Linked DNA regions of Mus musculus: region 1 is linked to region 2. Evidence: chromatin loops called from intact Hi-C (ENCODE). Cell type or tissue: heart. All regions are shown on one strand. Each heading gives the region's core, and the rest is flanking DNA. Links, peaks and the distances in the headings are about the cores only.

Region 1 (3,639 bases), core at 410-2,909, 220 kb before region 2:
CCGCAGTAATACACTTCCTCCAGCAAAACCACACCTCCTAAGCCTCCCCAAACAGTACCAGCAACTGGGGACCAGGTATTCAAACACTGGAGACTATGAGGGACATCTCAATCAAACTGCCACAGTGAAAGGTCCAGTTTGAAGGCAGTATGGCAAAGAATGGCAGATGACAATAGGATCTCTGTTGAAGTCTCTTCATACACACTTGCATACGCGCACACACACACACACACACACACACACACACACACACACACACACATACTGTCACATGTGTAGGCTTAGTTTTTTTAAAAACCTAGTTTTAATAAGGGTTTTTAAAAGTTTTAGTATCCCTATTAGTCCACCACCCACCAGAGGAAAGGAAACGTTAATAAAGCGAAGGAGGATGTGGACCTGTTTAGAAATATATTTTAGATCAAATCCAATCTGTGTTGTCAGGATATCAGTTGTTTAGTTCACATGAATCAGTAGTGGCAGCCCAATCTATTTGTAAATACCGTTTATGAACCAGCAACGGCAGGCTGATCCAGAAGAAATTGCAAGGCTTGCCGGAACACCACCAGAAGTTTTTCAGTATGTTTCCCTCTATGAAGTCACAACAAATGATAACTAACAAAGAATGATAAGGCATACCAATAGCACCCAGCATCATCAGCTCAAGACCAGCATCAGCAAAGCCCAACGATGACCAACAAAGAATGGCAAGGTGTACCAATGCCACCCAGCATCGTCCACTGTCTGTTGGGCTATGTTTATATCCTTTCCAAACATCACGTGTTCTCTCAAGCATCCACTCTAGGAAAATATCACGTGCCGTTTTTCCAGGCTGCCCCCAGAAAAACACCATGTGTCTGTTCTTAGTAAAACATCTTCCCATGTGTGTGCTTCAGCAAAAACACCCTCTCGTAAGACAGTCTTCAGAATAGCATCACCTGACACAACTGAGTCTCTAAAGAAACCAGAAATTGCCACTTCACACACCCACACACACACTCACATGCTTTCCAAACATACATGCACAAGTAAATATATAAAGAAATGAACTCACAGAGCCATAATTGAAATCAAATGGAATACTAGCTGCCAGGAGCTGTGAGGGCAGGAAGGAGAGGTCAATGGGGACAAATTTTCGGCTCTGTCACATGAAGAGGTCTGTAGCAGTTACACAACCGTGTGAATGAACTTAACCATCACAGACCTGTACACCTAACACTAATTATGATGAAGACATTTCTGTTGTGTGTATTTTGCCATCACTTTCCCCACACGGATCTCTTTCACACTCCAAGTGTGCACAGCATTGTCCAGGCAATGTTAACTTTCCTGAGTCTGTCCTTAATGCATTCTGAAATGATTTTTGTCTTTGGGATTTTTCTTTCTGCTGTAGGATCCCACTGTGAGGTCTGTCTCCAGATCCAGCTCTCTGGCCCCTCCCTACCTTCCTAATGCTGTGATGAAAAGTCACCACACCCAGCTAGTCCGAGATATCTGACTGGTGGGGATATCTCTCAGATCACCTCTCACACTGTCCACCACCACAGCAGTACCCATGCTAGGTCACCAACGAGCCTTCCAGTAGCAGCGTCTGGGTTGCTCACATGGAATCCGGTGCTTTGCGTGCAGATGGAATGACTCACTGTGAAGGAGTTGAGCTTGGGCTCTAGCTGTAGGGCTTGCTGATTCTGACATATGCAAAGTCCACATTGTATCGGGGCATGAGATGGACCCCTATAGGTCTCCAGTGGGGGCCCACCCACAGTAACAAGGCATTGTCCTGGAGTGTGACTAGGCCTTCCTTCAGAAACAAGCAGCCAGGGTCTTCCTCTGATGTTTCTAAAGTATAGTTCTTAATGGGGTTCTGAAATGACTGCCCAACTGGTCAAACCCAAGTACTCAAATCCTTGTAATTCATAATTTAAGCAGCAGATGGCACCATATCACTGCTCTTTCTGCCTTTCTCGCTCCCTCCCTCCCCTTCCTCTTCTTCCTCCTCCCCTCTCCTCTTTCCCTCTCCCCACTTTCTCTTGCTCCCCTTCTCCCCTTTACCCCTTTACCCACTCCCTTTTTTTCCCATGAACCCACCTCCCCCCGCCCCACCCACACGTTATAAAGATCACTACCTATGCAATCCTGTGACATTAGGAGGAAATCTTTCACAAATGACATCTACTAAGGAAAAAAAAAAAAGAGCTGTTTTTGCAAAACAAAAGCATTAAGCAGTAATTGTCAAAACCAAACCTGTGCTTTTCCATTTAGACTGAGTAAGTTACCCAGTTGTGGGGAAAATATCTGAAGAGTTTGACAATGTCCTAACAGGCAGAAGGCTCTTCAGTTCAAGGCCAGACCCAGTCTTGAATCCTAGACATGTTATTGTCATATACAATATTTATGCTCAAAAACCCTACAATTGAGTTACAAGGTATGTGTCCTGGAGTGGGGGGGGGGGTCTCATAATGTTTAAGTGAGTTTATAATTTTGTGTTGGGTGACATTCCTGGGGTCTGTCTATCTTCAACAAATATTTGATGATAGTTTTACCTTTGCAAGTGAATGTATGAAAACACTTGCCAATTGTCCCTTCACAGGGAAAGAGGAGAGCCCTAAATAAAATAGAGTCCTGCCAAGATTCTTCGGTGGCCAGTTAACTAGCACCTTTGAGCGTACTTATTAAACAGTGAGGAAGAGATGCCTGGGTCCTTGTCCCCAAGGCTCCTGCATACATTTGTAGGATACATTTTTCGAACCAGGAATCCCAAAAGCACAGATATCCTCTCTCTCTCTCTCTCTCTCTCTCTCTCTCTGTCTGTCTCTCCCGCTCTCTCCCTCTCTCTTTCTCCCTCCTTCCCACCCTCTCCCTCTTACTTATTTTGATTTTATGCACATGAGTTTTACCTACATGTCTGTGTACCATCTGTATGCAGTTGCCATCAGAGACCAGGAAAGAGAACCATGGCTCTCAACATCCCTAATGCTTTAATACAGTTCCTCATGTTGTGGTATTCCCCAACCATAAAATTATTTTTATTGCAACGTCATAACTGTAATTTTGCCACTGTTAATGGGTAGTATAAATATCTGAAATTCAGATGGTCTTAGGAAACCCCGTGAAAGGGTCATTTGACACCCCCACCATGCCCCCACTGAACCAAGGGGTTGAGACCCACAAGTTGAGAGCTCCTTCCCTTGAACTATAGTTTCAGATGGTGGTAAGCTGCCATGTGGGTGGAAGGAATTGAATCCCCGCCCTCTGGAAGAGCAACCAGCTGAGCCATCTCTCCACCCCAGTGTAGACAACCCTTCAAGTGGATTGACCAGACAAGTACAGAAAGTATGAAGTATAAGGATAGACACTGCCACACTGCTCCAGTGCCCTCTCCAAAGCTGTTCACAGCACATGAGCACCGTGCCTCTCTAATGTCAGGCAGAGTAAGTACAACACTTTATAATCTTAACTTTACTTCCGAAATAGTCACCTTGATGTCATTTTGTTCTCACTTTGCCCATCACAGTGATGTGTCTACATTAGTTTATAAGTCTTGTTGCTTTAGTCAGCCACCCACTCCTATCTCTTGCTTACCTTTCCATTGGATTAGCGTCTGTGTTTAGAGCCATGTTAGTGGTTTTATCGTTTTCATTG
Region 2 (3,639 bases), core at 589-3,088:
CTTTTGATTTCATGTGTCCTGTTAATAGTTCCTGGGATACTGGTGTTCTATTCAGAAAGTTCTGGACTACACTAAAAGTACTTGAAAAGTATTCTGGCTGGGCAGTGGTGGCGCACGCCTTTAATCCCAGCACTTGGGAGGCAAAGGCAGGCAGATTTCTGAGTTCAAGGGCAGCCTGGTCTACAAAGTGAGTTCCAGGACAGCTAGGGCTACACAGAGAAACCCTGTCTCGAAAAAAACATTAAAAAAAAAAAAGTATTGTTTTTTTCCAGATGTATCATCACTTTTTGTTGTGAATTCTTTGATCTGTTTTGAATTGCTTTTTGTACAATGTGAAAAGTATGAATGAATCTAGTTTCACCCTTTTTTTTCTTTTTCTTTTTAAGATTTATTTATTATATGTAAGTACACTGTAGCTGTCTTCAGACACACCAGAAGAGGGTGTCAGATCTTGTTACAGATGGTTGTGAGCCACCATGTGGTTGCTGGGATTTGAACTCCGGACCTTTGGAAGAGCAGTCGGGTGCTCTTACCCACTGAGCCATCTCACCAGCCCATCTAGTTTCATTCTTATGCAAGCAGATCTCCAGTTTGCTAGTACCGATTAATGAATGTTATCTTTTTCCCCCAAAGCATATTTGTTGGTTCCCTTGAAAAATCAAGTGGGCGTTTCCTCACCATTTCATTTCCAGGTCCTCCATTCCTTTAGTCTGACTGTTTTTACACCAGTACCAGGCTGTCGTTATCACTAATAAAGTATAATTTGAGGTCAGGTGTTATAATTCTCCTTGCTGTGTTCTTATTTCTCAGGATTGCTTTGGCTATTTGTGATAGCCCCTCATTTCTGGTTCCAAATGAATTTGGAATTCATTTGGCATTTTTCTAAATTCTTTCTAAATTCTAAATTCTAAATTTCTAAATTTCTAAATTTCTAAATTCTAAATTTTCTAAATTCTTGAACTATGATATCAAAATTCATATTATAATAGAAGATTATAATATGTAGATTAATTGCAGTAGGACAGCCATTTTCACAATACTAATTCTACCAAGCCACCAGGAGCATGGGAGATCTTTAGGTAACTTTCTCCAAGAAAGATAAGGGAAATTAACAAAATGGAGATGAAGAACTTTTAGCAATCACACTTCCTCTGTTGTAATTTTAAAAATACCTGCACTTGCCAGGCATGGTGGTGCACGCCTTTAATCCCAGCACTTGGGAGGCAGAGGCAGGTGGATTTCTTGAGTTCAAGGCCAGCCTGGTCTACAAAGTGAGTTCCAGGACAGCCAGGGCTATACAGAGAAACACTGTCTCAAAAACAAAACCATAAAACAAAAAACACAAAACAAAACAAATACCCGCACTTATATTTCTCCAACAGCAGCTGGTATTTCCCTGGTGGTAATAAGGGGGCGAGGCGCTTCCAGGAACAATAGGGTAAATAAACCACAGGGTTCTGAAGCAGTTTTACTCATCCCCCACCCCCATTTTTTTTGATATGATTACTATTGCATTAAAATGAGTATGACCCAATGTAAACTGTAACACACCATGTATGGACAAGATGAGACTTTTCACTTTGTTCCAAGCTAAGGAGACATGTTCCAACTTTAGTGGTTCTCTGGTGAAAATGATTAACATGCTCAGGACAACTTAGCAATACCTGGAGATAAATTAAGTAACACAAGGGTTGCAAGTGGAATAGCCCAAACTGGAAGAGCCTTTACACAATTGAAAAATCATCAAAACACCCAAAGTCAAATTAATTACTTCCCCCTATACTCAAGCAAAAGAGGCTGTGTCGACAATTTGCAGCCTTAGAGAACAAGTGTTTGGAAACAATGTCTAAGCACTTAAGAACTCCATTAATTCACAGGCCTGTGTGAAGATCTGACATAAGCACCAACCCACCCGCTTTGACATATGCACTCATCCCTGACCCCGCCTAAAGAGAAAGGAAAAAAGGATATTATTGCTTTCATTAACCTCTGCACCTCCCCCCCTTAAAGATTTATTTATTTATCTTTATGCATAGGAGTACACCACCATTGCTTCCTTCAGACACACCAGAAGAGGGCACTAGACCCCATCACAGATGTTTGTGAGCCACCATGTGGTTGCTGGGAAATGAACTCAGGACCTCTGGAAGAGCAGACAGTGCTCTCAACCGCCTAGCTATCTCTCCAGCCCTGCACTTTGTCCCTTAACTCGGGTAGAGATGTAGCCACTGTCCTCCTCCCTCAAGACAAATCTTTTTTCCTGTACCATAGGTCAGCACATGGCCAGTCTGATTAGATACAAGAAGCCAGTAGGCAAGAAAAGCTGAGGAGATGGACGGCTTGCCTGCAGGCGGGACACGGACTGGCAGGCCCGGGCTCGCAATCCAGCGAGGGGACACTGCCAACTCCGGGTCCCGCGAGCCCTGACCGTCCCCGGGCCGACCCTAATCTGCTCTCTCTCGGCACGAAAACAAAACCCTTTGCTTGTGATCCGAGCCATGGGGAAGCTGCAGGAGGAAAACGGGTGCAAGGAGGCGCCAGGCTGGGCGACGAAGTGAGACTGGCTGCAAATAAGAAAATCATAGTTAATCCCAGCACCCGGGAGGCAGAGGCAGGCGGAGCTCTGAGTTCGAGGCCAGCCTGGTCTACAGAGTGAGTTCCAGGACTGTCAGGGCTACACAGTGAAAGCCTGTCTTCAAAACAAAACAAAACAAAACAAGAAAAGAAAATCATAAATGGAGGAAATGCATTCCGGATCCCCAAATCACAGCAACCCTCCAGGAACTACAAGGGTTGTCTAGACAACCGCTGGCCACCGGAGCCGGAAGTGGGCCCGCCCCTTCCTTAGGCGCGCCGGAAGTTGGGGCTTCCGGGGAGAAGTTCCCTCCCATTTCCCAAGGCCGGCGGAGCCCACGGCTTCCCAGGACTTGCCTGCTTGACACAACTTTTCTTTCTCTCTGCTCTGAGAGCCTCCTCCCGCGGCTTCCTTCCTTAAGCTCGTCGCAGAAGGGTCACGTGACGTCCCACGTAACGGAGGACGGAGCGCGTCCTCCGTTATTGCCATTTGCAGGCGCCTAAAAGGTGCCCCCGGGCGGTGACGTATAACTCGCGCGCCGGCTGAGGAAGGGAAGGGCCAGCCTCCGCAGCCATCGGGTCTCCACGCCGGCGTCTCTTGCCCGGCACGAGTGCTGCGGAATGGAGCTGGTCGCCGGCAGCTACGAGCAGGTCCTGTTTGGGTTCACGGTACAGCGCGGGCCCGCGAAGAGTGGCCATCAGGAGGTGAGGCAGCGCGAGCCCCGGGGCTGCGGGGGACAGGCGGGCTGGTCCTTCCGGGGCAGGACCGTGGAGGTTGTTATTTATCGCTGGTTCTCTATGGGTCTTGGATGGCGGACTTTGTTGGAAAACGGACAGGTTTATGCAGCTAATCCCAGCTCTCGAGAGGTTGAGGCAGGAGGAGAGTGAGCTCAGAGCTTGTGTGGAAAGATCCTGCTCTTTACAGAGTAGAGGCTTCTCAGAATTGAAATAATATTTACTTGCTATAGTAGATAAAATGTCTACAGTAGGTAACGAGGAATGTTCATCTCTGTCGGGAGTGGATGAATGGCTGCCAGAAGTGGTTGGGGCCAACGTAGGGAGGTG

What was found. Hi-C counts contacts between places; a loop is a spot of excess contacts. Peaks named below come from ENCODE experiments on the same cell type or tissue, not always from the same donor. Only the 100,000 strongest peaks of a DNase experiment are listed, where the experiment ranks them.
Region 1: it touches region 2 in a loop (2.6-fold over the local background); 1 of 42 quality-filtered maps calls a loop at or near these places.

Annotation. Positions count from the first base shown.
Region 1 is chr13:40,782,644-40,786,282 of GRCm38, forward strand. No RefSeq gene overlaps it. Among named protein-coding and RNA genes, the nearest start is that of Tfap2a, 51 kb to the left of the region's middle. In heart, for the core only: a CTCF peak has its summit at 1,920 (motif pointing right); no DNase peak of the experiment used is centred there.
Region 2 is chr13:40,998,135-41,001,773 of GRCm38, forward strand. Pak1ip1 (PAK1 interacting protein 1) reads left to right here and starts at 2,876. Exons shown (of 10, transcript NM_026550.3): 1 at 2,876-3,279. The coding sequence starts at 3,196. A730081D07Rik (RIKEN cDNA A730081D07 gene) reads right to left here and starts at 3,012. Exons shown (of 5, transcript NR_155347.1): 1 at 2,932-3,012. In heart, for the core only: a CTCF peak has its summit at 2,079 (motif pointing right); DNase peaks (open chromatin) are centred at 2,407 and 2,897; H3K4me3 peaks cover 1,579 bases; H3K27ac peaks cover 1,059 bases.